Linked DNA regions of Homo sapiens: region 2 is linked to region 1. Evidence: read pairs that join two places in POLR2A ChIA-PET (ENCODE). Cell type or tissue: IMR-90. All regions are shown on one strand. Each heading gives the region's core, and the rest is flanking DNA. Links, peaks and the distances in the headings are about the cores only.

Region 1 (15,106 bases), core at 6,121-14,120:
ATAAAATCAAAATCTCTCCAAAGTAGCTCCTACCCTTTCTGAGTGGCACAGGAGAGAAGGGTGGGGGAAAATGCCTTGGGATAAGCAGAAGGTATTTCAGCTCCCTGCCCTCCCATGTGAGCAGAAAGGCTGGGGTTCTTATTTTCTGAGGGTCCACTTTCTACATCCTGCTCTAGGCACTTTACTGTCACATCTCTCCCTCACAGCGTCCTGGGGAAGAGGCTGTAACTGGACATTAATGGTCCATTTTCAAGATGAAGAAACTGAGGCAAAGTGACTTCCCCAAGATCCACATCTGGGAAATAGAGGGGCTGGGATTTTAAGCCTAAGTTTGTGCAATTTTATTTATTTATTTATTTATTTTTAGAGAGGGAGACAGAGTCTTGCTCTGTCGCCCAGGCTGGAGTACAGTGATGCAATCTTGGCTCACTGTAACCTCTGCCTCCCAGGTTCAAGCAATTCTCCTGCCTCAGCCTCCTGAGTGGCTGGGACTACAGGCATGTGCCACCATGCGGCTAATTTTTGTATTTTTAGTAGAGGTGGGGTTTCACCATATTGGCCAGGCTGATCTGGAACACCTGGCCTCAAGTGATCCACCTGCCTCTACCTCCCAAAGTGCTGGGATTACAGGCGTGAGCCACTGTGCCTGGCCAGTTTGCACAATTTCAAACCTCGAATTACTCTTCATTTGGCTTATGGGCAAGATATTGGGACAAAAAAGGCATACTTCATTCATTAATTCAACACTCACTCATTCACCAACCATTGGTTAAAAAATAACTTGTCCTTCGGTATATGCCTTACATGTCTGGGCACAAAGCTGGTCTTCATGAAACCATGGGTTGTTAGAGCAGGAGGGCCCCTCAGAAATCTGGCCTATCACCTCCATTTTACAGATAGGTAGTCTGAGGCTTAGTGAGGGGAAGGGCTTATGCTGGGTCATATAAACAGTCAGAACTAGGAGATCTGAAGGTTGCGCATTCTCCACTATTATTATTTCTTCTTCTTTTTGCTTCCTTCTTCCTCCTCCTGCTTCTTCTTCCTTTTTTATTTATTTTTATTTATTTTATTTTTTTTGAGACAGAGTCTTACTCCATCACCCAGGCTGGAGTCCAATGGCACACTCTTGGCTCACTACAACCTCCATCTCCTGGGTTCAAGCGATTTTCCTGCCTCAAGTAATCCCAAGTAGCTGGAATTACAAGTAATCCCAAGTAGCTGGAATTACAGGCATGTGCCACCACACCCGGCTAATTTTTGTATTTTTAGTAGAGATGGGGTTTCACCATGTTGGCCAGGCTGGTCTCGAACTGCTGACCTCAAATGATCCACCTGCCTCAGCCTCCCAAAGTGCTGGGATTAGAGACATGAGCCACCGTGCCCGGCCTCTTCTTTCAGAGACAGAGTCTCACTCTGTTGTGAGGCTGGAGTGCAGGGGTGCGATCATAGCTCACTGCAGCCTCAAACTCCTGGGCTCAAGTGATTCTCCCACCTCAGCCTCCCAAGTATCTGGGACTACAGATATGTGCCCACCATGCCTGGCTAGTATTTTATTTTTTGTAAAGGTGGGGTTGCATGTTGCCCAGGCTGATCTTGAACTCTTGGCCTGAAGAGATCCTCCTACCTCTGCCTCCCAATGTGCTGGGATTACAAGTATGAGCTACCACCCACCATTCTTTGTTTTATTTTAATTTTTTAATTGGAGACAGCGTCTCGCCATGTTGCCCAGGCTGGTATTGAACTCCTGGGCTCAAGAGATCCACCTGCCTCAGCTTCCCAATGTGCTAGGATTAAAAGTGTGAGCCACTGCCCCCATTCTTAAATTCTGTATGGATATCTCCCTACAGCCTCCCTGAGAAATGGTCATCTAGCTCCTGTTTGGGTATACTCAGTGATACGGAGCTCATTACCTCCTGAGGCCACCTGTTCCCATTATTGTTCAACTATGACTATTAGGAAGTTCCCCCTTATATTGAACTAAATACCATCCAGTTCAGTTATTCTTATGTAGAATATAATATCTGTTGAACACCTGCTACATAGCAAGTGCTGAGCACTGGGAAATGTGATGATCTGTAGAACATAGAATGGGTTGTGAGCATAAGGTATGCTCAGTGCTATGATTGAGGAAACTACTAGAGACCACCTTGGACTCCCTGGTCTGGACACAGTGGGGGAAGGATCCCCGAGGAAGTGATGTTAGAGCTTAGAAAGATGATAGGGAAGTAGACAGATGAAGAGAGGAAAGATGGGAGTTTCTGGCAGAAAAAAACAGCATGTGCAAAGGCTTGAAGGTTCATAGAAGGTGGTGTTTAGAGTAGTCTTTTTTTTTTTTTTTTTTTTTTTGAGATGCAGTCTCCTTTTGTCGCCCAGGCTGGAGAGCAGTGGCATGATCTTGGCTCAGTGCAACCTTCGCCTGCCAGGTTCAAGTGATTCTTCTGCCTCAGCTTCCCAAGTAGCTGGGACTACAGGCGCCCACCACCACACCCAGCAGCAATTTTTTGTATTTTTAGTAGAGACAGGGTTTCACCATGCTGGCCAGGATGGTCTCGAACTCCTGACCTCGTGATCTGCCAGCCTGCACCTCCCAAAATGCTGGGATTACAGGCATGAGCCACCGTGCCCAGCCTAGAGCAGTATTTTAAAGTCTGATCAGAGCAGACAGCAACATGATGTGGAGGGAAGGAGTGAGATTAGAAGGGCCAATGGGACCTTGCTTGGCTACATTAAGCAATTTGGGCCTTACCTAATCCCTTGAATAAACAAAAGAACAAAGGCTGGGCTCAGGGGCTCATGCCTGTAATCCTAGCACTTTAGGAGGCTGAGGCAGGCGGATCACTTGAGGTCAGGAGTTTGAGACCAGCCTGGCCAACATGATGAAACTTTTTTTTTTTTTGAGACGGGGTCTTGCTCTGTTGCCCAGGCTGGAGTGCAGTGGTGTGATCTCGGCTCACTGCAAGCTCTGCCTCCCAGGTTCACACCATTCTCCTGCCTCAGCCTCAGCCTCCCAAGTAGCTGGGACTACAGGCGCCCACCACCATGCCCGGCTAATTTTTTTGTATTTTTAGTAGAGATGGGGTTTCACTGTGTTAGCCAGGATGGTCTCGATCTCCTGACCTCGTGATCCGCCCATCTCAGCCTCCCAAAGTGGTGGGATTACAGGCCTGAGCCACCGTGCCCGGTCGATGAAACCTTGTCTCTACAAAAAGTAAAAAATTTGCCGGGTGTGGTAGCTCACACCTGTAATCCCAGTGCTTTGGGAGGCTGAGGTGGGCGGATCACCTGAGGTTGGGAGTTTGAGACCAGCTTGACCAACATGGAGAAACCCTGTCTCTACTAAAAATACAAAATTAGCCGGGCATGGTGGCTCATGCCTGTAATTCCGGCTACTCGGGAGGCTGAGGCAGGAGAATTGCTTGAACCCAAGAGGCGGAGGTTGTGGTGAGCCGAGATTGCACCATTGTACTCCAGCCTGGGCAACAAGAGCAAAACTCTGTCTCAAAAAAAAAAAAAAAAAAAAACCAAAAACAAAAATTAGCTGGGCGTAGTGGTATGTGCCTGTAATCCTAGCTACTCAGAAGGCTGAGGCATGAGAATCACTTGAACCTAGGAGGCGGAGGGTGCAGTGAGCCGAGATTGTGCCACTGCATTCCAGCCTGGGTGACAGAGTGAGAGTCTGTCTCAAAAACAAAACCCCAAAAAACCAAAAAACAATAAAAACTAAATTGGAATCCCATGGGTCTCCCTCACCCTTTGGCACCCTGCCTGCCTGGGGGAGGCCTTATTTAGCTTGGCCCAGCCCTGCTGAGCTTTCCTTGGGAATGTCTATATATAGGGGAAGGGGGCAGCCCAGTTGCCACTGTCCATCTGCATTCCTTGGTGTCCAGCCCCCCTTTCCTGGCCCCAGAGCCTGCTATCGGTTGTCTTGGTGCTCTTTCTGTCCACGTAGCCACTGTCTACAAGCCTTGCCTACTCCCCAGTGCCCAGCCTGCACCTTGTGGATTCTCAGGTTGGGCTCCCTCTGGACTTGGTCTGCCCACCCCTTTACTCCCCAGATGACCAGATTTCTTCACTGAGCTCTAGGAAGGGGCCAGCTGTCCTTTTACCACTTAAAGAACCTTCCCCTGCCTACTCCTTACTTCAAAAAAAGTGAATCCAAACACCCTTTCCCTGGAGAAGGTAACTTTCAGAGAAGGATCTTTGCTTTCAATGATTATTTCTCCTCCAAATGCACATCCTCCTCTCCTCCATCCCTCCATACATTTTTCCATCTGGACAGGTGCCCCAAGGACTGTCTGTCCCAACTTCCCTCCAGTCAGGATTAATAATAAGAATCATCAACATGGGTGGGCATGGTGCCTCATGACTGTAATTCTAGCACTTTGGGAAACCAAGGTGGAAGGATCCCCTGAGCCTAGGAGTTCGAGACCAGCCTGGGCAACATGGTGAAACCCCATCTCTATAAAAATACAAAAAAAAAAAAAGCCAGGGGTGGTGGTGCACCTCTAGTCCCAGCTACTCGGGAGGCTGAAGTGGGAGGATCACTTGAGCCCAGGAGATAGAGGCTGCAGTGAGCTATAATAGCACCACTGCACATCAGCCTTGGTGACAGAGTGAGTATAGACCTTTATAATTTACAAAGCTCTGCAGTCAAGTGGGGATAATCGTTGCTACCTCATAGGAGGAGCACTAGATGAGATCATGTTAAAATGCTTAGCACAGTGTGTGGCACGTCATGGGGTTCAGTAAACAGTGGCCTACCTGTCACTTTCTCCTCCTATCCCCTGCCCCTTACCATGGTTCAAAGACGGGACATTCCTCTTGCCAAGCACCAACGCTGTGTACCCAGCACAAGCTAGGTGACTTATACCCGGGTTCCCATTTACCATGGTCTCTCTGTGAGGGAGACCCCACAGACAGGTCCAATCCCACAGATGAAGAAATGGCTCAGAGAGGCACTGCTACCGGCCCAAGGTCACACAACTCGCAGAGGCTGGCCTTGGATCTTGGGTTTTGGACTTCAAGGCTTGTACTCTCCCCATTTTACCATGCTGCCTCACCCTTTACTACTCTGATCATCCTTACCATCTTGGAGCCAGTGTGCTTCCTCGGTCGGGGGGACTCCAAGGCAGTGGAACAGGGCAGGCCTTCCTCACAAGAATCTAGGACGTCAAGGCCTGCCACCTGCTTGGAGGCTTAAATTTCTCTGCAAGGGCCCTTGGCTAAATTAGGTAATGGGTTCAGACTGTGGGAGGGGTGGGACTCGCTGACCCCAGGATCTGATTGGGCAGGGTCTCCAGTGCTGGGGAGCAGGGAGGTGGGAGGGGAGGGTGCCCCTACAAATCCCGGGGGCTAGAGCAGGCCAGGTCATCTTTGGGTGGTGGAGTGCAAAGGAGGCGACCTGCAACAGAGGAGTCCCGGTCACCAGCAACCATGGTAAGGACAAGAGGGGACTTTGTGCCTTTACTCACGGGAGCACTCTGGACCCCTTTCAGGCCAGGCCTGGGTGCTCTGTGGGGCAGTAACTTGGATGTTTGAGGTTGGAGCATGGAGGTTCCTGGAACCCAGGTGTCTTGGAGGAAGGCCTTTGACTTTTCTTGAAAGGGGAGGGCTGGGATATTCCAGAGATTGATCCTTAAGGCTTGCTGACTGCCTACTCACTTCTGGAAACTTCCAGCAGTGTCATTCATAGACCTGTGAAGAGCTCTTAGCTTGTTTCCTTCACACAGTGGGGACTCTGAGGGGTCAGAGTGAGTCACCCAGCAGGCCAGTGGCAGGGGTGAGCCAGAAGCCTGGCCAAACCCTCCTATCATCATGGAGAGAAGAAAGCCTCCTCCAGAAGACGGGAGGCCGGCAGGGCGTGGGGCCTGCTCAGATGCAGGGCTCTGGGAGCCCTGAGGATGATGGGAAGGGGCAGAAGATGACAGACCAGAGTTAGAGAGACTCCGCTCTCCTAGAGAGGGCTTCTGATTTGGAGCTGTTGTTTTGGTCTGAGATCCCCCTCCCCACTTCACTTCAAGGAGTAACTAGATCCCAGAGGCCAGCTGCTGTTGCCCATGCCTGACTAAAAATAGCCTGCCCTCCTGGCATAGGGAAAGAGGAGGAGAGGAAGGAGGGGGAGAAGGAGGAGCACTGGTGGCCAGCTGGCTGAAGAGCTCCTTGGAAGCCTCACCCTGTCCTCACTGCCAGCCTCAATCCAAAGCCTCTGACCCAGATGGCCTGGCTTGGATATGACGTGGAAACCCCTGCAGAAATCTCACTTTCATGTCAAGGCCTCCATCACATTCGGCCCCCCATGAGGGGCCTTTTCTCCAATGACTGAATCCTAAGAAGGAAGCTGACAGCCTCCGACTCTGCCAGTTCTCTGAGGGGCGGGATGATGTGTCTTTTATCTCTTCTTTGTGGTTCCAGTGCCTGATCTGTGGCCTGACATGCAGCAAGTACTCAATAACTTTGTGTTGCATTATTATTTATTTGAGAACAAACATTTTATTGAGCAACTATTAAAGTACCGGGCACCATTAGGAGCTGCAGAAAACTGGAAAATAGTGCTGGAATGGTGCTAGCCCTTTACAAAGCCCTTTCACACCCCTGATATCTCATCCCTGAAAAGCTACAGAGAAAAGATGAAGGCACGCTAATTGACGTGCCTAAGGTCACTGGGGGGTGGGGGGGGTTCCCGACTTGGCCTTCAATTGACAAGTGAGAAGGCCTTGGGCTTAACTTGTTGTCTCCTCTCTTTTGCTCAAAACTGGGGTCACAGGCTGCGCGCGGTGGCTCACGCCTGTAATCCCATCACTTTGGGAAGCTGAGGCAGGCAGATCGCCTAAGGTAGGGGGTTCGAGACCAGCCTGACCAACATGGAGAAACCTCATCTCTACTAAAAATACAAAATTAGCCGGGCGTTGTGGTGCATGCCTGTAATCCCAGCTACTCGGGAGGCTGAGGGAGAAGAATCGCTTGAACCCCGGAGGTGGGGGTTGCGGTTGTGGCGAGCTGAGATCGTGCCATTACACTGCAGCCTAGGCAACAAGAGCAAAACTCCGTCTCAAAACAAAACAAAACAAACAAACAAAAAAAACTGGGGTCAGGCCGGGCATGGTGGCTCACGCCTGTAATCCCAGCACTTTGGGAAGCCGAGGTGGGCGGATCACCTGATGTGAGGAGTTCAAGACCAGCCTGGCCAACATGGTAAAACCTCGTCTCTACTAAAAATACAAAAATTAGCTGGGCGTGTTGGCGCATGCCTGTAATCCCAGCTACTCGAGAGGCTGAGGGAGGAGAATCGCTTGAACCCAGGAGGTGGAGGTTGCAGTGAGCCGAGATCACGCCATTGCACTCCAGCCTGGGCGACAGGGCGAGACTGTCACAAAAACAAAAAGCAAAAACAAAAACTGGGGTCAGAAGCTGGGCACAGTGGCTCAAGCCTGTAATCCTAGCACTTTGGGAGGCCGAGGTGGCAGGATCACTTGAACCCAGGAGTTCAAAACCAGCCTGGGTAATATAGTGGGACCCCATCTCTACAAAAAATTTTAAAAATTAGGCGTGGTGTATGCTATAGTCCCAGCTACTCAGGAGGCTGAAGTGGGACGATTGCTTGAGCCCAGGAGGTTGAGGCTGCAGTGAGCTATGATCACACTACTGCACTCCAGCATGTGTGACAGAACGAGACAAAACAAAACTGTGATTGGGTGCTGTGCGGGCACACAATTATGTGACAAGTTTGAAGTTGTTCTTCTGGAGAACCAAGGGCGCTGACAGAGTGGGGGTTGGGAAGAATGGCTTTGAGGTGAGGAACTGCTCTGGGGCTGCCTCTTCAGCTCAGACTTTCTCTGTGTCTCCTGCAGACGGACCAGCAGGCTGAGGCCAGGTCCTACCTCAGCGAAGAGATGATCGCTGGTGAGTGAGGCGCGGCAGGCTGGGGGCTGGGTGGATGTATGCTGGGGACATGTTGGCCTCTAGGCAGGGTGGGGGTTGGGGGGGGGTAGGTGTGAGGCTGACAGTCCAGCAGGCCTCACCTCTGCCCTCTGCCCTCCCTCGCAGAGTTCAAGGCTGCCTTTGACATGTTTGATGCTGATGGTGGTGGGGACATCAGCGTCAAGGAGTTGGGCACGGTGATGAGGATGCTGGGCCAGACACCCACCAAGGAGGAGCTGGACGCCATCATCGAGGAGGTGGATGAGGACGGTGAGCGGGTGTCCCTCGGAGGCAGGGGATGGTGGGGAGAGGCGGCAGCGGCTGGGCTCAGGCTCAGTCTGCCACCTGCTGCCCGCAGGCAGCGGCACCATCGACTTCGAGGAGTTCTTGGTCATGATGGTGCGCCAGATGAAAGAGGACGCGAAAGGGAAGAGCGAGGAGGAGCTGGCCGAGTGCTTCCGCATCTTCGACAGGTGCGCTGGGGGCCCGGGAGCCGAGGGAGGGGCTTAGCAGTCAGAACCCGGCCGGCAGCGCTGGAAGCTTCCCCGTGTTGGGAGTGCGGAAGCGGGGCGTCGAGTGTGGTGGCCAGGGCAGCTCGCCCCGGCCCTGAGCCCTGCCCTGTCCCTCGGACCTGAAGGAATGCAGACGGCTACATCGACCCGGAGGAGCTGGCTGAGATTTTCAGGGCCTCCGGGGAGCACGTGACGGACGAGGAGATCGAATCTCTGATGAAAGACGGCGACAAGAACAACGACGGCCGCATTGACTTCGACGGTGAGGGCCAACGGGAGCTTGGGAAGAGCGGGTGGGAGCCCCAGAGGACGGCGGGCACTGGTGCCTGGCTCCGGTGCAGTGTCCTTGGCCTTGTGGGCTGGGCTGGGCGTAACTTCACCAAGTTCCCCATAGTCTCCTGGGGGCAGGTATAGAAGCGCTCCACGACTCTGTGCAGTTTATCAATTAATGACCAGGCAGGGGGGCGTGGTGGCTCAGGACTGTAAAATCCTAGAACTTTGGGAGGATGAGGTGGGAGGATTGCTTGAGGCCAAGAGTTCGAGACCAGCCTGGGCAACATAGTGAGACCCTGTCTTTACAAAAAATAAAATAAAATAAAAAGGCAGGTGTGGTGGCACACCTGTGGTCCCAGTTGCTCCGGGGGCTGAGGTAAGAGGATCGCTTGAGCCTAGGAGATCAAGGCTGCAATGAGTTATGATTGTGCCACTGCACTCTAGCCTGGGTGACAGACCTTGGCGACCTTGGCAACAGAGTGAGACTCTGTCTCAACAAAAACAAAAACAAAAAGTCATCCCCTCTGTGTGGCTGGAGCCCTGGCCTGGCCTCTGCGTCCCCAGTGGGACCCCTGACCCTCTCCCTCTCCTTTCCCTCAGAGTTCCTGAAGATGATGGAGGGCGTGCAGTAAGGAGTGGACAGTCGCCTCTACCAAGATCGCGTGTCCCTAGGGTGTGGGAGACTCCGCCCTGCCGGGTCCCCACCAGGGAGGCGCGACCCCTTGTGGGTCTTTGTCTGGAAGGAATAAAAGCAAATGTTCCAAAACTCGTGGCCTGAATGAGGGGAGAGCCGAGGACAGCAGGTCGCAAGGGCTGTGGTCCAGGGCGCCATCCCGGCTGGCACCACCCGGAGCACCCTTGGGGATCCCCGGGAGAGGCTGTCTGAGCGGCGGGATGTGGAAGGGAGCTGGGCCCTGGAGCCCGAGGCGGCGGCTGCGAGTGCTCGATGGCGCTGACTCGCTCTGCAGGTTTGCAGCCGGCTCCTGACAGCTGGCGCTGGGCGTGCACAGCTTGGCGGACAGGCAGTGGTGGCTCCAGGAGGCTGCAGGGGCTTGGAGTTGAGTCAGGGTGAGCCGGCGGACTGCGGAGGGGTCCTGAGACGGCAGGTAGGGTGAGGGGGTGGGAGAGGCTAGAACCCTGGGGAGCCGGGAAGCTCCCTCACTTCCCCACCATCCTTTTCTGGAACGTTTGCGTCTTAGATGTTGTCGTAGCTGCCACCTTCTGCAGGCTCCCTAGCTGGGGAGAGGGGAAGTAGGTGCCCATCCATGCCAGGCAGCATTGTTTCTGCTCGACCTTTTACTTCTTCTGTTCTTCCAAGTGCTTACTCCTCAAATTGTACTGGTGGTTGTAGGGGAGGGTGGAGGCACCCACTAAGGAGATTCTGATCTCATCATTTGACCCCAGATCCCTGCCTCCACCTGGTCTCTGCCAGTGCGCTCTACAGAGGGCCATCAGCAGCAGCGAGCTAAAATATCTGACTTGGCCACTGCCCTGTTGAAAGTAGTTCAAGGCTCCTCACTGCTTCTACAATGAGATCCAAATTCCTTCCCTCCCTCCCTCCCTCCCTCTCTTTCTTCCCATAGTCCTCACAGGGCTGCAGCCACACTGGGCAATGTATTCCTGATATGGACCTGGGGTGCATTTTCAAGCCCTTGGTACTTTGCACATGCTGTTTGCCCTCCCTGGAATGCCCTTGTCCTTCTTATAAGCTGGCAGATTCTTCAACCTACAAGACCCAGCTCAACTACCATCTCCTCCCTTGAACCTTGCCCTCACTGGCTATTTGCTGCCATAGCAATTCGTATACAACAGGTATCAGATGGCAGCTAATTAAGTGTAGGGGTAGTTTAGCTTTAGAGACAGAATGCCTGTGTGTGAGTGCTCACTGCCTGTGACAAGCTAAACCACTCTGTGCCACAGTTTCCTCATCTGTAAAATGGGGATAGTGATAGTAAACACGGGGTTGTGAGAAGAAGTTAGTGTGTGCAAAGTGCTTACAGCAGTGCCTGGCACATAGCAAGCATTTTTTTTTTTAACAGAGTTTCGCTCTTGTCATCCAGGCTGGAGTGCAGTGGCGCGATCTCAGCTCACTGCAACCTCCGCCTCCTGGGTTCGAGCAATTCTTCTGCCTCAGCCTCCTGAGTAGCTGGGATTACCGGTGTCCACCACCATGCCTGGCTAATTTTTGTATTTTTAGTAGAGACCAGGTTTCGCCATGTTGGCCAGGCTGGTCTTGAACTCCTGATCTCAGGTGATCCGCCTGCCTCAGCCTCCCAAAGTGCTGGGATTACAGGCATGAGCCACCACATCTGGCCTTCTGTTTTGTTTTTTAAATGAGACAGGGTCTCGCTCTGTTGCCCAGGCTGGAGTGCAGTAGGTGATCACAGCTCACTGTAGCCTTGACCTCCCGGGCTCAAGCAATCCTCCTGTCTCAGCCTCCCGAGTAGCTGGGACTATAAATGGGTGACCCCTCCCCACTAGTTTTTGTTATTTTTAGCAGAGATGGGGTCTCACTATGTTGCCCAGGCTGGTCTCAAACTCTTGAGCTCAAAGAATCCTCTCACCTTGGCCTCCCAAAGTGTTGGGATTATAGGCATGAGCCATCGTGCCCAGCCTCTATTGTCACCTTACTCATTGCTTTAGTTCTTCCTCTCCATCTGTCTTTTTCTCTTCCTCTTTTGTCCTATTCATGTTTTTCTGTTTTTATTTCCAGCCAGGATCAGTGCTGGGGTTTGGTAATCATTACTATTTACTGAGTGCCTACTGTATACTATGTCTTACAGACATTGTCTCATTCACTCACATAACATCCCTAGAGGCAGATGTTGTTATCTCCATTTTACAGTTGGAAAACTAAGGCCTAGGGAGGTGAAGTACACAGGCACCCAGATAATAACCTAGGTAGTATCGCCATGTGCTATGTGGTGTGCACGGGAACAAGGCTCTTAATTCTGATGCCATCTACCTGTTATTGGTTCTACCTGGATGTCTTTTTTTTTTTTTTTTTGAAATATATACATATTTTAAAATAGAGATGGAGGCTGGGTGCTGTGGCTCATGCCTGTAATCCCAGCACTTTGGAAGCCGAGGCAGGCGGATCACTTGAGGCCAGGAGTTTGAGACCAGCCTGGCCAACATGGAAAAACCTCCTCTGTACTAAGAATGTAAAAATTAGCCAGACACATGCCTGTAATCTTAGCTACTTGGGAGGCTGAGGCAGGAGAATCGCTGGAACCCAAGAGGTGGAAGTTGCAGTGAGCCAAGATTGCGCCACTGCACTCCAGCTTGGGTGACAGAGTGAGACTCTGTCTTAAAAAATAACATAAGCCAGGCGTGGTGGCTCATGCCTGTAAACTTAGCACTTTGGGAGGCCAAAGCGGGTGGATCACCTGAGGTCGGGAGTTTGAGACCAGCCTGACCAACATGGAGAAACCCCGTCTCTACCAAAAATACAAAATTAGCCAGGTGTGGTGGCACATGTCTGTAATTCCAGCTACTTGGGAGGCTGAGGCAGGAGAATCGCTTGAATGCGGGAGCCAGAGGTTGCAGTGAGCAGAGATCGTAGCATTGCACTCTAGCCTGGGCAACAAGAGTGAAACTCCGTCTCAAAAAATAAATTTAAAAAAAAAAAATCTGATCACGTCACTGCCCTGCTCAAGGCTTCATTAGCTGGCTGTTGCCTCAAGATAAAGTCCAAGTTTTTTTTTTTTTTTTTTTTAAGGACTGAATCTCCCTATCACACAGGCTGAAGTGCAGTGGCACAATTATAGCTCACTGCAGCCTCGAACTCCTAGGTGCAAGTGATCCTCCCTTCTCAGCCCCTAGTTATTTTATTTTTTGTAGAGATGGAGTCTCACTTTGTTACCAAGGCTAGCCCAAGTACCTTAATATGGCCTTCCAGCCTATCATGACCTGACATCTATGCGACTTCCCCATCCTGTATTATTTTTTTTTTTTGAGACAGAGTTTTGTGCTTGTCAGCCAGGCTGGAGAGCAGTGGCGTGATCTCGGCTCACTGCAACCCCCGCCTCCCGAGTTCAAGCGATTCTCCTACCTCAGCCTCCTGAGTAGTTGAGACTACAGGTGCCTGCCACCATGCCCGGCTAATTTTTATATTTTTAGTAGAGATGGGGTTTCATCATGTTGGTCAGGGTGGTCTTGAATTCCTGAGCTCAGGTGATCTGCCCGCCTTAGCCTTGCAAAGTGCTGGGATTATAAGCGTGAGCCACCACGCCTAGCTCTGTATTCCTCTCCTTACATACTCCTGAACTTCTTGCTATCCAAGGAATGTGCATCTCCCTCAGGGCTCAATTTCCTTCTCCAAAAACCTTTCCCTGACCCTCCTATTCTATTGGGTGCTCCACCTGTGAACTTACATAGCAATATGTGAGTTCAGCACCAACATTTATTCAGTGCTTACTATGTGCCAGGCATTGTTCTAAGGTCCTTCCACTGTCTTATGAGGTAGGTACCAGTATTTTCATTTTACGGAGAGGTTAAATGTAACTGCCTACATGTTTACGGGCAACATGGAGGTGGAGCCAGGATCCTGAAACAGTTCTGCTTACCTGGTCTGAGCTTTTCTTTTTCTTTTTTTTTTTTTTTGAGATGGAGTCTTGCTCTTGTTGCCTAGACTGGAGTGCAATGGACGATCTCGGCTCACTGCAATCTCCGCCTCCCAGGTTCAAGCGATTCTTCTGCCGTAGCCTCCCGAGTAGCTGGGATTACAGGCACTCGCCACCATGCCTGGCCAATTTTTTGTATTTTTAGTAGAAACGGGGTTTCACTATGTTGGTCAGGCTGGTCTCAAACTCCTGACCTCAGGTGATCCACCCGCTTTGGCTTCCCAAAGTGCTGGGATTACAGGCATGAGCCACCGTGCCCAGACTGGTCTGAGCTTAATAACTGGGCTGTATGGCACTTATTCCGCAGTCCCCGCTGTTGATGGGCCTGTCTGTCCCCCAAATTCCAGCCTCTTTAAGGGCAGAGCTGTATTTTCCCTGTTTTGTCCCCAGCCCCAAGCAGAGGGCCTTTGTCTTGTAGGAATTCAATAAAATGGGAATCATAATAACCAGAAATTCAAATACTTCCTGACCAGGCTTCTTTCTGTTGCAAGTGCCAGAAATCTAAATCAAACGGACTTAAACCAAAAAGGGATTTGTTAGTTTATCGAACTGGGATGGCAAAGCATGAACTGGAGGCCAGAGTCTCAGTTAATGTCATCTCTCCGACTCCCAGCTGTTTGTCTCTACTTGGCTTTCTTCCGTCTGCAGCGGGCTCCCCCAGCAGCTGAGACTGACTCCCTTCTCTTTTAGCAACCCCATTAGTAAAATAACTTTACTCTCTCCCAGTGATTAATTCCAGACAACACCAGTTGAATCTGAACTACAGTTTAGACCTGTGACTGGCCCAAGGCAGGCCATGTGGCCATCTAAGGTACCAAACACCGTGACCAAGGACCACATGGCAGATGAAAACACATCCACCACAGTTAGTATTCGAAACATTTCTTTTAGAGATAAGGTCTTACTCTGCTGCCTAGGCTGGAGTGATAAGCTTACTATAACCTTGAATTTCTGGCCCCAAGTGATCCTCCCACCTTGGCCTCCCAAGATGTTGAGATTGCTGATGTGAACCACCAGGCCCGGCCAAGATTTATTTATTTTTCTTTTAAAATTTATTATTTGAGATGGGGGTCTCACTGTGTTGCCCAGACTGGTCTTGAATTCTTAAGTTCAAGCAATCAATCCTCCTGCCTCCGCCTCCCAGAGTGCTAGGATTACAGGGAGTGAGCCACCACACCCGGCCCTGGCCAGCATATATTGACTAATTTAGTGCCAGGTTCTGAGCTCTGGTTTTCTCCAGTATCCGCTAACCTAGTGATTTTCAACCGTGGGAGACCTTCAGAACCTGGAGGGCAGTTTGGGGTCAAGAATTTGCCTAACAAGTTCCGGGTGATGCTGCTGCTGCTGGAAGGACCACATTCTAAGAACATTGCTCTAAATTTTGTTCTTAAGCAGACCGCAGCAATGACATCACTTGGAAACTATTTAGAAACCAAAATAAATAAACAGACTGGATCTTAGGCTCCACTTCACACCTACAGAAAAGAATTTAACAAGATCCCAAGTGTATTTGTATGAATGTTAGATTAAGAAAAAACCCAAGAGGAGAGACCTAAGAGCACAATTATAGACATGAAGGGACCCAACTTCCAATCCCAAACCCCTCCCGCTTCAGGCTTGCACAACCAACCAGCTGCTAACAGACCTGAAGGAGTTGGGTGCAAGGTTGGAGCACATCTGGATGCTGCTTATCTACCTTGGAGATCTTCCTGAAGGGCTTTGTGGGGGCCCTATCACTTCAACCTACTCTTCCACCTGCCGACCCTTGTGGGGACCCAG
Region 2 (15,106 bases), core at 1-8,000, 420 kb after region 1:
TCCACCGCGGCACCTGCGCCCACCGCCGCCGGAGCCCCTACCTGCAGCGCTGGCGCCCCCTCTGACTCAGTCCGTCCGCTCCAGCGAGGCCGCGGCGGGGGCGTGGGAGCGAGCCGCGCCGGCCGGGGTGGGGCTGCGCCTCCAGGGCTCCCGGGGGACCGACGGGCCCTGGGAGCCGGGAACGAGGAAGAGGCGGGAGGCGGAAGTGGGGGAGGGGCGGTGGCGGGCTCACTCGCTCGCAGCTCGCCCGGCGGTCGGAGGCAGCCCCTGCGAGCGCGGCTACTGGTACTTCCAAGGCGGTCAAAAAGTTACCCGCACCCATCCTTCCTCCCTCCGCCCAGCCGGACTCCTCTGCACCACCCTCGCCACCGACGCCGGTGCGCTAGTCTCCGCTCGCTCGGATGCACTTGCTGCGCCCCCGCCCCGCGCAGACCCGCGGCGGGCGCCCGCGCCGGTTCTGCCCACGCACACTTGATGCTCTGCGCCTTTTGGGCAGCGCCCACGCAACGACTACGCACCCGAACCCTGCCTCCGGCACCCTTGGCCACACTCGCCACACTTACACGCGCGCACTTCTCCAGAGGACGCACGATGGGAAAGAGAGAGTTGGGACCCGCAGGAGGGGGCAGGGCACTGACCCGGTGCCGCCCAGCAGGGCAGGTGCAAGGCGGCGGAGGACCCCTGCCCTGGGACTCGCCCGGCTGCCCCTGATTCCTGGCTCTGGGACTAGACAGAGCCGCCGCCCAACCTACCAAGCACACTGGGCGGGGTGGGCGCCGGGCCGGCCGGGCGGGTCAGAGCTGGAAGGGTGGGCCGCTACGCCGCGCCCCCCGACGCCGGCAAGGAGCCAGCACCTCCACGGTGCTAAGAGGGGCGCTGCGCTGCTGGCCAGGCGGGGGTGGAGGGGCGAGGCGGCAACTGCGAGAGGAGAAACGTTTGCCCTCTTTTCGCAGCGTCTCCTGGCTCAGACCAGTGCTAGAAGTGTCCAGTCTAGCAGCTCCTGGACCAAGACTCCGTGGCCATTCCCTTCCTCCTGCCTTCCATCCACCCCCTTACGGTCAGAGCTCCGAAGGCAGCGTGGTGACGGGTGCGGGGAGGGGAGTGGGGGGATCTCTCTGAGATACTTCTGCCTTGGGGTCACTGGATCATTCATTCGACAAACATCCGCGAGCAAGTCAGGAACTAGGAGTCATCCTTGCCACCTCCCTCTCCCTCGCTGCCTATATTAAAATACACCTCCATTTCCTGTCGATTCTCTTTCCTAAATATCTTTCCAGTCCACCATTCCTTCCGTTTGCCCCACCACCTCCCGCCTGGGCTCCTAATGCAGTAACCTTCTATCTGGTTTTCTTTTCTTTTTTTTTTTTTTTTTGAGACGGAGTCTCGCTCTGTTGCCCAGGCCGGACTGCGGACTGCAATGGCGCAATCTCGGCTCACTGCAAGCTCCGCTTCCTGGGTTCACGCCATTCTCCTGCCTCAGCCTCCCGAGTAGCTGGGACTACAGGCGCCCGCCACCGCACCCGGCTAATTTTTTGTATTTTTAGTAGAGACGGGGTTTCACCTTGTTAGCCAGGATGGTCTCGATCTCCTGACCTCGTGATCCACCCGCCTCGGCCTCCCAAAGTGCTGGGATTACAGGCGTGAGCCACCGCGCCCGGCCCTATCTGGTTTTCTTGTACTCATTCTGGCCCGGCTACACTCCATTCCCTGCATTACAAGTCAGCTGTCATTTCAGAACACAAGTCTGGTGTGCCCCCCTCGACCCCCCCGCCACGCGGCGTTGCCTAAATTCCTCCACTGTTAGAATAAAATCTGGACGCTGATATCTGAGCTAAGTCTTGAAGACATGAGTTCAACAAGCAGAAAAGAGGGAGAAGGGCATGTGCAGAGGGAGGGAAGTGTGAACAAATCATTGACACATTCAGGTTTCCCTGTCAGGGGACCAGCACTCTGTACACTAAAGCACTGCCTCTTAACATTATTGGGATCTCAAAACAACCCTGTGAGATAAATACAGCATGCAATTTTCCCACTAGTTTACAAGCATGGAAACTAGTTTGTGGGAGGCAACAAATGCAATGGTTAAGAGCACAGGCAATACAGTCAGACCCTCTTGGGTTGTAAACCTATTGATTCCTCTAGCCAGCTGGGTAAACACTTCTCTGATCCTTGATCTCTTACCTACTAAAGAGGAATAATTAATCCCTCCCTCTTATAAGATAATTTATATAAAATGGTTAGTTACAGGACTTGGGCACTTTGGAAATGCTCAGTAATCGTTAGCTGTTTTGATGGTAATGGGTTCTGAGAAAGGGAGGGAACTGCTGTCTTCCACAAATTTCTGAAATTATAGGAAGTAAGCCCTAATTGTTAACACTTCCACAGAGCTTATTATGTGCCAGTCACTATTATAAGTGCTTTACAAAAATTAACCCTTTTAATCCTCTTGCTGTTTCCACTTTACAGATACAGAAGTTGAGATACAGAGAGGTGAAGGAACTTGTCCCAGGCCCTACAGCTAGTAAGTGATGGACCTGGAATTTAAGCCCAGGTAGACTGCCTCTAGAGACTGTGCTTACAACCCTTTTATCCTGTGCCTGTTCCCCTTTTATCCTGTTGTAGTTTTCATCTTCTAAGAACTATTTCATTGGGTTGGTTTGATTCTTATTTCTCATTAATGGATAGAGTAGATACTTCATCTAATTTTCTAGCACAGAAAATGAGGGCCAAGTCAGGAGTACAGTGGATAAGAGCTTAGCTCACTCCCAGTCATGTCCCCATTTTCAGAGATGTATCCCTTTTTTTTTTTGACAGAGTCTTGCTCTGTTGCCCAGGCTGGAGTGCAGTGGCACCATCTCAGCTCACTGCAACCTCCACCTCCTGGATTCAAGCAATTCTCCCACCTCAGCCTCCTGAGTAGCTGGAATTACAGGTGCACTCCACTATGCCTGGCTAATTTTTCTATTTTTGGTAGAGGGGGGTTTTTGCCCTGTTGGCCAGGCTGGTCTTGAACTCCTGGCCTCAAGTGATCTGCCCACCTCAGCCTCCCAAAGTGCTGGGATTATAGGCGTGAGCCACTGCGCCTGGCCCAGATGTATCCTTCAGAACACGACTCCATGGATTATTTTGAGCCCAAGATGAAGAAAGATCAGGAACCTCTGTCCCTTCTCTTTGTCAGATATTTGCCATAAAGAAGGAATGGAGAGGGGGAAACATCTAACCTGAAAATATTTCAGGGGGCTAAACTGGAAGGGTGTCACCCAAAAGAAAGACCCAAGCAGCAGGCCAGGAGTAGGTGGCCAAAACGTTGAATAGCACCGTGAAAAGGTAGACGGCTTGAGACTCCGGCTTCCATCTAGGATGCAGAAACCTGGGAAGAGCATCATTATCAAACTAATAACAGTTTTTAAAAATTGTTGGGTAATTTACAAAATCACAACTTTTGTCAAACTTATCAGAGACCTAAGGTTGCAGAGCAACCAATTAACCAGCATTCCAAAGAAGGACAGGAGCCTCCAGGAAGTGACGGGATGCAGGCACTCACTCAGTTGTGTAGCAAGAGAAAGACAAGCTCTCCTTACAAGTAGGTTAGAAGAGTTCAGCTAATGTTTATGTTTTTATTTTTCAGAGACAAGGTCTCACACTGTCCAGAGGCTGAAGCACAGTAGTGCAGTCATGACTCACTAAGCTCAAGGTATCCTCCCACTTCAGTCTCCCAAGTATCTAGGACTACAAATGCACATCACCACACATGGCTAATTTTATTTTATTATTATTATTATTTTTTGTTAGAGATAGGGTCTTGCTATGTTGTCTAAGCTGGTCTCAAACTCCTGGCCTCAAGTGATCCTCCTGCTCCAGCCTCTCAAAGTGCTGGGATTATGGGTGTAAGCCAACATGCCAGGCCAAAATTTTTATGGAATTACTAAAGACCCAATATAGCTAGCATGACTACATAAAATTTGTAGGAGATATAGACACTGAAGTAATCATAGAAACAACAAAACTCAAACCTAATTCAACTCCTGAAAAAACTGACTGAATCCCCCACACTAATGGCCTAAGAGAAGAAGAGATACGACAATTTCCAGGCATAAATAATAATGAACTCAGTCCTTACTATTATAAGCACTGTGTCCAAAATTCAATAAAAAATTACAACACAGGCTGGGTGCAGTGGCTCACGCCTCTAATCTCAACACTTTGGGAGGCCAAGGTGGATGGATCACCTGATGTCAGGAGTTCAAGACCAGCCTGGCCAACACAGTGAAATCCCATCTTTACTGAAAATACAAAAATTAGCTGGGCATGGTGGTGGGTGCCTGCAATCCCAGCTATTTGGGAGGCTCAGGCAGGAGAATCGCTTGAACCTGGGAAGCAGAGGTTGCAGTGAGCCAAGATCGCACCATTGCACTCCAGTCTGGTTGGCAAAAGTGAAACTCTATCTCAAAAACAAACAAACAAAAATTACAACGCACACACACACACACAACTTTTAAAATACCAAAAAAACCTACTGTCAAGAGACAAAGCAGTCCAGGTGTGGTGGCTTATACCTATAATCCAGCACTTTGGAATGCCAAGGCAGATGGAATGCTTGAGGCCAGGAGTCTGAAGACCAGTCTGGGCAATATCGTAAGGCCCTGTTTCTATATTAAAGAGAGAAAGAGAGAAAGAGAAAGAGAGAGAGAGAGAAAGCAAGACCAGGTGCAAGATGCAGATGCTGTAATTATCTGACACAGAACTTAAGACAACTATAAGTAATACGTGAATATGAAAGGCTCTTGTGGAAAATGTAGACAATATGAAAGAACAAAAGGGGAATTTTTGCAGAAATATGAAGACTACAAAAAAAGAGACATAGAGAAATGCTAGAAATAAGAAAAAACACATACATATAACAGATTTGAAGAATGCTGTTGACAGGCTTATCAGTATACTAGTCCTTTCTCACGCTACTACAAAGACACACCTGAGACTGGGTAATTTATAAATGAGAGATGTTTAATTAACTCACAGTTCCACAGGGCTGGGGAGGCCTTAGGAAACTTACAATCATGGCAGAAGGGGAAGCAAACACGTCCTTCTTCGCATGGCAGCAGCAAGAAGTGCCCAGCGAAGGGGGAAGCCCCTTATAAAACCATCAGATCTCATGAGAAGTAACTCACTATCACAAGAAAAGGATGGGGGAAACCACCCCCATGATTCAACTGTCTTCACCTGGTCCTTTCCATGACATGTGGGGATTATGGGAACCACAATTCAAGATGAGATTTGGGTGGGGACACAGTCAAACCATATAATTTTGCCCCAGCCCCTCCCAAATCTCATGTCCTCACAATTCAAAACACAATTATGTGCTTCCAACAGTCCTCCAAAGTCTTAACTCATTCCAGTATTAACCCAAAAGTCCAAGTCCAAAGACTCTTCTGAGACAAGGCAAGTCCCTTCCACCTAAGAGCCTGTAAAATCAAAAGCAAGTTAATTACTTCCTAGATATAATGGGGTTATAGGCATTGGGTAAATACCCTCATTCTAAATAGGAGAAATTGAAGGGGTAAATTGGCCCAAACAAAGGGGCTACAGGCCCCATGCAAGTCTGAAATCCAATAGGACAGTCATTAAACCTGAAAGCTCCAAAATAATATCCTTTGATTCCAGGTCTCATATCCAGGTCACACTGATGCAAGAGGTGGGCTCCCACAGCCCTGGGCAGCTCCACCCCTGTGGCTTTGCAGGGTAGAGACCCCCTCCCTGCTGCTTTCATGGCTGCCATTGAGTGTCTGCAACTTTTCCAGACACTCAGTGCAAGTTGTTGGTGGATCTACCATTCGGGGGTCTGGAGGACAGTGGCCCTCTTCTCACAGCTCCATAAGCAATGCCCCAGTGGGGACTCTGTGTGTAGGATCTGACCCCACATTTCCCTTCCGCACTGCCCTAGCAGAGGTTCTCCATGAGGGCTCCGCCCCTGCAGCAGACTTCTGCCTGGACATCCACGCATTTCCATACAACCTCTGAAATCTAGGCGGAGGTTCCCAAACCTCAATTCTTGCATTCTGCACACCTGCTGGCCCAATACCTCATGGAAGCTGCCAAGGCTTGGGGCTTGCACCCTCTGAAGCAATAGCCCGAGCTGTCCTTGGCCCCTTTTTGCCATGGCTTGAGTGGCTGGGATGCAGGGCACCAAGTCCTGAGGCAGCATACAGCAAGGGAGCACTGGACCTGGCCCAGGAAATCATTTTTCCCTCCTAGGCCTCTGGGCCTATGATGGGAGGGGCTGCTGTGTAGGTCTCTGATATGCCCTGGAGACATTTTCCCCATTGTCTTGGTGATTAATATTTGTCTCCTTGTTACTTATGCAAATTTCTGTAAGGGGCTTGAATTTCTCCCAGAAAAAAATGGGTTTTTCTTTTCTATCACATCATCAGGCTGCAAATTTTCCAAAAGTTTATTCTCTGCTTCCTCTTGAATGCTATGCCACTTAGAAATTTCTCCTGCCAGATACCCTAAATCATCTCTCTCAAGTTCAAAGTTCTACAGATCTCTAGGGCAGGGGTAAAATGCCACCAGTCTCTTTGCATTGCAAAAGTGAAGTTTACTCCAGTTCCCAGCTAGTTCCTCATTTCCATCTGAGACCACCTCATCCTAGATTTCATTGTTCATATCACTATTAGCATTTTGGTCAAAGCCATTCAACAGTCTCTAGGAAGTTCCAAACCTTCTCACATTTTCCTGTCTTCTGAGCCCTCTAAGACTTTAGGAAGTTCCACATTTTCCCACATTTTCCTTCTTCTTCTGAGCCCTCCAAACTGTTCTAACCTCTATCTGCTACCCAGTTCCAAAGCTGCTTCCACATTATCAGGTATCTTTATAGCTGCACCTCATTCTACCAATACCAGTTTACTGTATTAGTCTGTTCTCACACTGCTATAAGCACATACCTGAGACTGGGTAGTTTACAAAGAAAAGAGGTTTAATTGACTCACTGTTCCAAAGGGCTGAGGAGGCCTCAGGAAACTTACAATCATGGTGGAAGGGGAAGCAAACACGTCCTTCTTCATGTGGCAGCAGCAAGGAGAAGTGCCTGGGGAAGGAGGAAGCCCCTTATAAAACCATCAGATCTTGTGAGAACTAACTCACTATCATGAGAACAGGATGGGGGAACCACCCTCATGATTCAATTATCTCCACCTGGTCTCTCCCATGACACGTGGGGATTATGGGAACCACAATTCAAGATGAGATTTGGGTGGTGACACAACCAAACTATATCAATCAGTAAACTCGACATAGCTGAGGAAATAACCAGTGAACTTGAAGATAGGTCAATAGAGAATACTCAAATTGAAACAGAAAAAGAAAAGAGTGAAACAAACAAACAAAAACCAGAACAAATATCCAAGCGCTAACATATAAGTGATTCATATCCCAGAAGGAGAAGAAACAGAGAAAAAAAAATATATATATGTAGATACAATATTTATTTGTAGATATAATAGCTAATAATTTTCCAAAAATAATGAAAGATATCAAACCACAGAGCCAAGAAACTCACAGAATCCAGAAAAGATTAAATGCCAATATACAAACACAACAAAGAAGCACATGCAAACACAACCTAATATATCATATTCAAATTGCTGAAAACCAAAGATAAAGAGAAAATATTGAAGGCATCTAGAGGAAAAAGGCACACTCCCTACAGAGGAACAAAGAATTACAGAAGACTTCTCATCAGAAATTATATAACCAGAAGATAATAGAGTCATATCTTTAAAATGCTGAAAGACAAAAAACTGCCAATCCAGAATTCTATACCTAGCAAATACATCTTTCAAACATGAAGGAAATACACTTTTTCAGATCAAAAAAAAAAAAAGAGAGAGAGAAAATTCATTACCAGTGGACGTTCTGTAAGCAGAAGAAATATGATACCTGAGAGAAACTTGGATCTACATAAAGAAATGATGATCTCTGGAAACAGATAGAATAAAGGTAAATATAAGAGACATTGTTTCTCATTTTTACTCACTTTAAAAGGTAACTGCTTTACTAAAGCAATGCATTGTGGCCTCATAGCATATATAAAAGTGAAATGTATGACAATAACAACAGTAAAAATGAGGAGATGGAGGAATGGGAAATATGCTGTTAAAGGGTCCTTATGATATATAAGAAGTGGTATAACATTATTTGAAGATAGACTGATTAAAGATATAGTAAATTCAATAGCAACCACTAAAAAAATTTTTTTAGAGAGGTGTAAGTAACAAGCCAATAATAGAAAATGGAATCATAAAAATGCTGGAATAGGTAACTATGTGAGATGATGGATATGTTCGTTTGCTTCACTATAGTAATCACTTTACTATATCTATGTATTCCATAACATCATGTTGTATACCTTAAACATATACAATAAAATTTATTTTTTAAAATGACTGTTGAACATGAAAACAAGTACATATAATAATTTTTTCTAATGTTGGGAGGCTTCCTCCCTAGGCCACTTGTGTCCAACGTGTCTTGCTGAGTATGTCAAGATCACAAGGCCCAGACCTCTCTTTCACCTGGGTCCTTGTTCAGGATTGTTAGTACAGCTAGAGTTTTGAGAGGTGAGATCATTTCTCAGACCAAGGCAGGCTTGCTTACTGCTTGCTATAAAAATGTCCTGGGACCAGGCGTGGTGGCTCATGCTTGTAATCCCAGCACTTTGAGAGGCTGAGGCAGGAGGATCACTTGAGTCCAGGAATTCGAGAGCAGCCTAAGCAACACAGTGAGACCCTGTCTCAAATAAATTAATTAATTAATAAAATAAAATAAAATAAAAAGTGCTGGGCCTAGGTCCCTCAGCTACAATGCAAACCCACTGTGTGAATACCATGCATCTGGGCTCACTGCATCATCTGTTGAATGTAGGACCAGGGGAACCAATACAACTATGCTGATGTTCACACTGTTTGTTGTGCTATGAATAATAAACTATTTCAATCAGATGCAATACATCTTGTCTACTTGCAGCACCCATGAGATTGGGAGTTTTCCTTTTCGAAACATAATCCAAATCAAGGAAGAAAAAAGAAAAAAAGCACAGATGAAAGATTAGAAAACAAATAACAAGGTGATAGATTTTAATCCAGTGTATCAGTAAAAAGACAATCAATTAAAAGACAAATTAGCAGATTGGGAGCAAAGTAAGAGGCAATAATATGTTGTCCACAAGACCCACTTTAAATATAAAGAAATATATGGGTTAAAAGTAAAAGGATGTGTAGAGGAATTGGATCCCTAAAAAAAAAATGAATGGAGTAAGACACACCATACAAACATGAAACCAAGCAAGTTGGAGTGACAGTATTAATATCAGACAAAGTAGATTTAAGAAGGACTATTACCAGGGAGGAAAAGTGGTATTATTTAATAATAAAAGGTTCAATTCACCAAGAAGACTTAACAGTCATAAGAGTGTATATACTAACAACAGAGCTTCAAAAATATATGAAGTAAAAACCAGTAGACCTGAAATAAGAAACAGAAAAAATCTATATTGCACCTAGATAATTCAACCCTTCTCTCTCAATAATCAATAAAATAAGTACACCAAAAAAGCAAGGATATAGAAAACCTTAACACTATCATTAATTTCTCCTAATTATATTCATGACACTTTACCCACCAACAGCAGAATAAACATTCTTTTCAACTGCACATACAACATTCAATGAGAGATTCATCATATTCTGGGCAACAAAAACAATCCTCAACAAATTTAGAAGAATTTAAATTATGTTGTATGACCATAACAGAATTAAATAGAAATAATAACAGAAAGATAACTGAAAAACAATCCCAATACTTCAAAATAAAACATGAGTCAAAGATGAAGTCCAAGGGATATTAGAAAATACATGGCTGGGTACACTGGCTCAGGCCTGTAATCCTAGCACTTTGGGAGGCTGAGGCAGGTGGATCGCTTGACCTTGAATTTGAGACCAGCCTGGGCAACATGACAAAACCTCGTCTCTACAAAAAATATAAAAATTAGCTGGGCATGGTGGCTCATGCCTGTATTCCCAGCTATTTGGAGGCCTGAGGTAGGAGGATAACTTGATCCTGGGAAGTGGAGGTTGCAGTGAGCTGAGATGCCACCACCGCACTCCAGCCTGGGCAACTGAGCAAGACCCTGTCTCAAAAAAAAAAAAAAAAAAAAAAAAAGTGTTGAACCAGGCACAGGAGCTTATGCCTGTAGTCTCAGCATTTTGGGAGACTAGCTGGGAGGATCGCTTGAGCCCACAAGTTTGAGACCAGCCTGGGCAACATTGGCAGAAACTTCATCTCTACAAAATATACAAAAATTAGCCAGGCATGGTGGTGCATGCCTGTAGTCCCAGCTACTCATGAGGCTGAGGCAAGAAAATCGCTTGAGCCTGGGAGGTCAAGGCTGCAGTGAACCGAGATCACACCACGGCACTGTAGCCCAGGTAACAGAGTGAAACCCCATCTCAAAAAAATAATAAAATAGGCCGGGTGTGGTGGCTCACGCCTGTAATCTCAGCACTTTGGGAGGCCGAGGCGGGCGGATCACTTGAGGTCAGGAGTTCAAGACCAGCCTGGCCAACATGGTGAAACCCCGTCTCTACTAAAAATACAAAAATTAGCTGGGCGTGGTGGTGGGTGCCTCTAATCCCAGCTACTTGGGAGGCTGAGGCACAAGAATCACTTGAATCCAGGAGGCGGAGGTTGCAGTGAGCCTAGATCATGCCACTGCATTCCAGCCTGGGTGATAGAGCGAGACTCAGTCGAAGAAGAAGAAGAAGAAAGAAGAAGAGGAGGAGGAAGACGAAGAAAAAAGAAGAGAGAAGAAGAAAAAAGAAAGAAGAAGAAACAGCCAGGTGCAGTGGCTCATGCCTGTAATTCCAACACTTTGGGAGGCTGAGATGGGTGGATCACTTGAGGTCAGAAGTTCGAGACCAGCCTGGCCAACATGGTGAAACCCCGTCTCTACTAAAAATACCAAAATCAGCCAGACATGGTAGCATGCATCTGTAATCCCAGCTACTTGGGAGGCTGATGCAGGAGAATCACTTGAACTTGGGAGGCGGAGTTTGCAGTGAGCCGAGATCACGCCATTGTACTCCAGCCTGGGCAACGGAGCGAGACTCTAAAACAAAAAAAAGGAAAAAGAAAAAAAGAAAAACATATTGGATGGAATAAAATGGAAATTTTTGTGGCCACAGTCAGCCACAAAACACCTCCCAATGTTCCTTACCACCTATCATGTACATCCGGGCAGTCCTCTCCTACACTGTACCAAGGTTATGTCACGGGATCCTTTGGGTGTCACTTGGTCAGTGCAAAACCTCTGTGGCTGGTGGTGCCTCTGCTGGAGTTTTGCTTGTGCCCACTCGTTCTGCCCACTCACCTGGCAGGCTGTGCTTGGCTAGTGCAGCCCGGATCCCATGCCTACCAAGGGTAAGCCAGGCATGGAGTGGTGGGGGGGTGTGTGAGCAAGCGTGAGGTCCAGTCACCACACAGAGCCAGGCACACAAGCTGCCGCAGCCACGTGAGCAGCTCCAGGCACTGGCACAGGCACCAGCTCCATGCAAGGCTCTGGCTGGACCAGACCTACCCCAAGCGACCTCTGCTATAGGCACCAGCGTCTGGACCAGGGGAACGCAGTGGCACCTGAAAGCTCTGAGACACCAGGAACTGCAGAGCCCCAAAGAGGGTGTTACAGCATGTCACAGCCCTGCCTCAGGGAGCCCCGAGATCTGGGCCCCCAGAAGGGCTGCAGCTCTTCTCTCTTTCTCATCACCGGCAGCCGCTCAGCGAGGTGGGGGTGCTGTATTTCAGGGGGTGGAGTTTCAGCCCATTTGTGTTACTGCTCTTTCAGTCCTGCCACCCTGCTCCGGCCTGTGGCTCCTGGGCTGGCCTGGCCCCGCCACTGCTTCCTGTTGCATGGGGTGGCAGCCTGGCGCTGGCAGAGGGCAGGAGAACTAGTGTGTTACCGCTCTGGCTCGGAGAATCCCGAGGTCTGGGCCTCCAGAAGGGTCTCCACTCTTCACTCCAGCAGTTCAGGAACGTGTCACCACCTGCACCTCAGCGAGCTAGCCAGGAACGTGTTACAGCCCCTTTAGCTCCCACCTGCACCTCAGCGAGCCGGCCAGGAAAGTGTTACAGCTCCTTTTACTCCCGCATTTGGCAGGTCCTGAGTTCTTGACCAGCATCCGTGAAGAATGAGGTTACACAGACAACTGGAAGGTGAGCAAGGCAGAGAACAGCTTTATCGGCTGACCAAACAGCTCTCAGAGGAGAGGAGACCCAAAGTGGGTAGCTCCTATCTGCAGGCAGGTAGTCCCAACGAGTCCATGAATCTGGCCGGGTCAGGAAAAAGCACCATCTGATTGGCCAAAAGGCATCAAGGAAGTTCTCACTTTAGGTAGTGGACTCCACACAGAACTGGAGGCCTGGCTGTCAGGCTTCAGGTCATCCCTGGCTTGAAGGTGGGGTTTCACCAAGGACCCACCCCTTCCCACCTAGGAACCTGTCTGCCTCCTGCCACCATTAGTTTACCTATGTGACCCGCAGGATATGCCAGAAATGATGGTATGTCACTTCTAAAATTCAAATTAAAAAAAAAAAGACTACAGCTTCTGTCTTTAGTGTGTACTCTATTTTTGGGGTCACTCACTCTGGGAGAAGCAAGCTGCCATTTTGTCAACAGCCACTATAGAGAGGCCCGCATGGCAAGGAAAGGAAGCTTCCGGCCAAGAGCCCATGAAGGCTGAGGCCTGCCAGCAACCACATGATTGAGTATGGAAATTGATAAAATTGCCCTAGTAAAATCTTGGGATAATTACAGCCCTGGCCAGCAGTTTGACTGAAACCTCATGGGAAACTTAGGCAGAACCACTCAGTTAAACCACTCCTGGATTCCTGATACTCAAGCACTTTGAGATAGTAAATACTTCTTGTTTTAAGATGCTAAATTCTGGGATAGTTTATTATGCAGCAATAGGTAACATATTAAAATTCTGTTCATTGGAACATATAAAGAAAAAAATTTTTAAAGGGGAAAAGAAAGATTTTGGTACTGGGTAAAGTACTGCTGTAACAGTACTCTAATATGCAGGAGTGGCATTAGAATTGGACTTTGAGAAGAGTATAGTAAAAACCTAAAGCACCTTGAAGAAGCTGTTAAAGAAGCCTCGGCCCTTAGATAAGGTGCAGTGAGGGTATGCAGGAAAGTGAAGTAAATACTGTTTTTCTGTTTTTTTGTTTTTTGGGGTTTTTTTTGTTGTTTTTTTGTTTTGTTTTTGACAGAGTGTTGCTCTTGTTGATCTCAGCTCACTGCAACTTCTGCCTCCCAGGTTCAGGTGATTCTCCTGCCTCAGCCTCCCAAGTAGCTGGGATTACAGGTGCATGCCATCACACCCGGCTTTTTTTTAGTAGAGGTGGGGTTTCACCATGTTGTTTAGACTGGTCCAGAACTCCTGACCTCAGGTGATCCACCTGCCTCGGCCTCCCAAAGTGCTGGGATTACAGGCATGAGCCACCATACCCAGACAAGTGAAGTAAATATTATTGGAAACTATACTGTGACACAAAAATTAGCAACCCTGTTGCCTTCAATAAAGTGGAAAACAGAAAATGTGCCTAATGAATTTGATGATCTAAGTAAAGCAATTTCCAAGCAAAATGTTAAAGGCGCCACCTGCTTTCTTCTTGCTGCCTATAGTGAAAGGGAGGAGCAAAGGGATAAACTAAAGCAAGAGCTCTCCAGTGAGAGTGACACTGCCTCCCAAGGGATATTTGGCAATGTCTGGAGGCATTTTTAGATGTCAAAGCTGGGGAGGTTGCTACTGCCATCTAGTTGGCAGAGGCCAAGGATGCTGTTAAACATCCTACAATGTATAAGGCAGCCCCCCTCAAACCACCCCAATCCCCCCACCAAACACACACACATCAAATAATTATCCTAGCTGAAATATCAATAGGGCTCGAGTTGAAAAACGCTGAACTTTTTAAAAGGAAAGAATGTTAAACATGAAAGAGCTAAGACTTCATGATTTAGAAAATGCTTATCCTCTCCAAATAGCAGATGATAGTAAAATTTAAAAATGGCTTCCTAGCAAAACTCAAATACAGGGCACTGCCAGGAAAGCCTGGTCCAAATATGAAACTGAGAATATTAATGTACAGCCTGGCCAACATGGTAAAAGCCCATCTCTACTAAAAATACAAAAAATTAGCTGGGCGTGGTGGCACATGCCTATAATTCCAGCTACTGCGGAGGCAGGATAATCACTTGAAACTGGGAGGCGGAGGTTGCAGTGAGCCGAGATCGCACCACTGCACTCCAGCCTGGGCGACAGAGCAAGACCCTGTCTCAAAAAAAAAAAAAAAAAAAAAAAAAAAAAAGAATATTAATGTAAAATATTTTGTTAACATCTCAGAAAGACTTAAGGCAGTGCCTCAGAATACTATTCAGTCATATTTAAAGAGTCTAAACAAATTATGGATATGTCTCACAGATCCTCCAAATCAAAACAATAGTGATTCTGGAAATCTTACGGCTGATTGTTGTCTCTTAGCCATCTCAGCCGAAGCCTAGAGTAGAGAAGGGCTTATTGCAAAGAAATCTGTGGGCATGTCTTTTGTCTAACAGAGTAATATTGAATAAGATTCAAAGTGACCCACAAGTTTTAAAAAGGATTATATATCCAAAAACATCACCTTAGATTTGCAGGGATAAAAAGAGTACAAATAAAAAGAGGATTTCAGCCAGGCAGGATGGCTCATGCCTATAATCCCAGCACTTTGGGAGGCCAACGTGGGCAGATCACCTGCTGGATCAGGTGATCTAGAGATGAGAGAGAGAGAGAGAGAACAAAGCTTCAGGAACATGGAAGATTATAACAAAAGATTTAACATTTGTGTCATGGGAGTCCTAGGTGAAGAGAAAAAAAAAAGGTGGAGCTAAAAATGTGTTCAAAGAAATAAAGCTGAAAGTGTCCCAAATTTGATGAAAGACATACACACACGGATTCAAGAAGCTGACTAAACCCCAAGCATGATAAACCAAAGAAATCCATACAAGACACAC

The links. Peaks named below come from ENCODE experiments on the same cell type or tissue, not always from the same donor. Only the 100,000 strongest peaks of a DNase experiment are listed, where the experiment ranks them.
Region 2: POLR2A ChIA-PET joins it to region 1 with 13 read pairs; 3 of 35 experiments call an interaction of 5 or more read pairs at or near these places.

Annotation. Positions count from the first base shown.
Region 1 is chr20:45,817,576-45,832,681 of GRCh38, reverse strand. It overlaps TNNC2 (troponin C2, fast skeletal type), which reads left to right and starts at 5,370. Exons shown (of 6, transcript NM_003279.3): 1 at 5,370-5,436; 2 at 7,848-7,899; 3 at 8,044-8,187; 4 at 8,276-8,390; 5 at 8,555-8,691; 6 at 9,303-9,468. The coding sequence starts at 5,434. The coding sequence ends at 9,334. RefSeq lists enhancers at 11,475-12,122, 13,419-14,067. In IMR-90, for the core only: a CTCF peak has its summit at 8,250 (motif pointing left); no DNase peak of the experiment used is centred there; H3K27me3 peaks cover 158 bases.
Region 2 is chr20:45,391,668-45,406,773 of GRCh38, reverse strand. The region is part of intron 3 of SYS1-DBNDD2 (SYS1-DBNDD2 readthrough (NMD candidate)); the gene reads right to left. It overlaps LOC107985404 (a long non-coding RNA gene), which reads left to right. Exons shown (of 5, transcript XR_007067608.1): 2 at 342-660; 3 at 954-1,057; 4 at 2,467-7,995; 5 at 12,206-12,286. It also overlaps a transcript of DBNDD2 not described here. Among named protein-coding and RNA genes, the nearest start is that of DBNDD2, 9.1 kb to the left of the region's middle. In IMR-90, for the core only: no CTCF peak of the experiment used is centred there; a DNase peak (open chromatin) is centred at 3,653; H3K4me3 peaks cover 1,184 bases.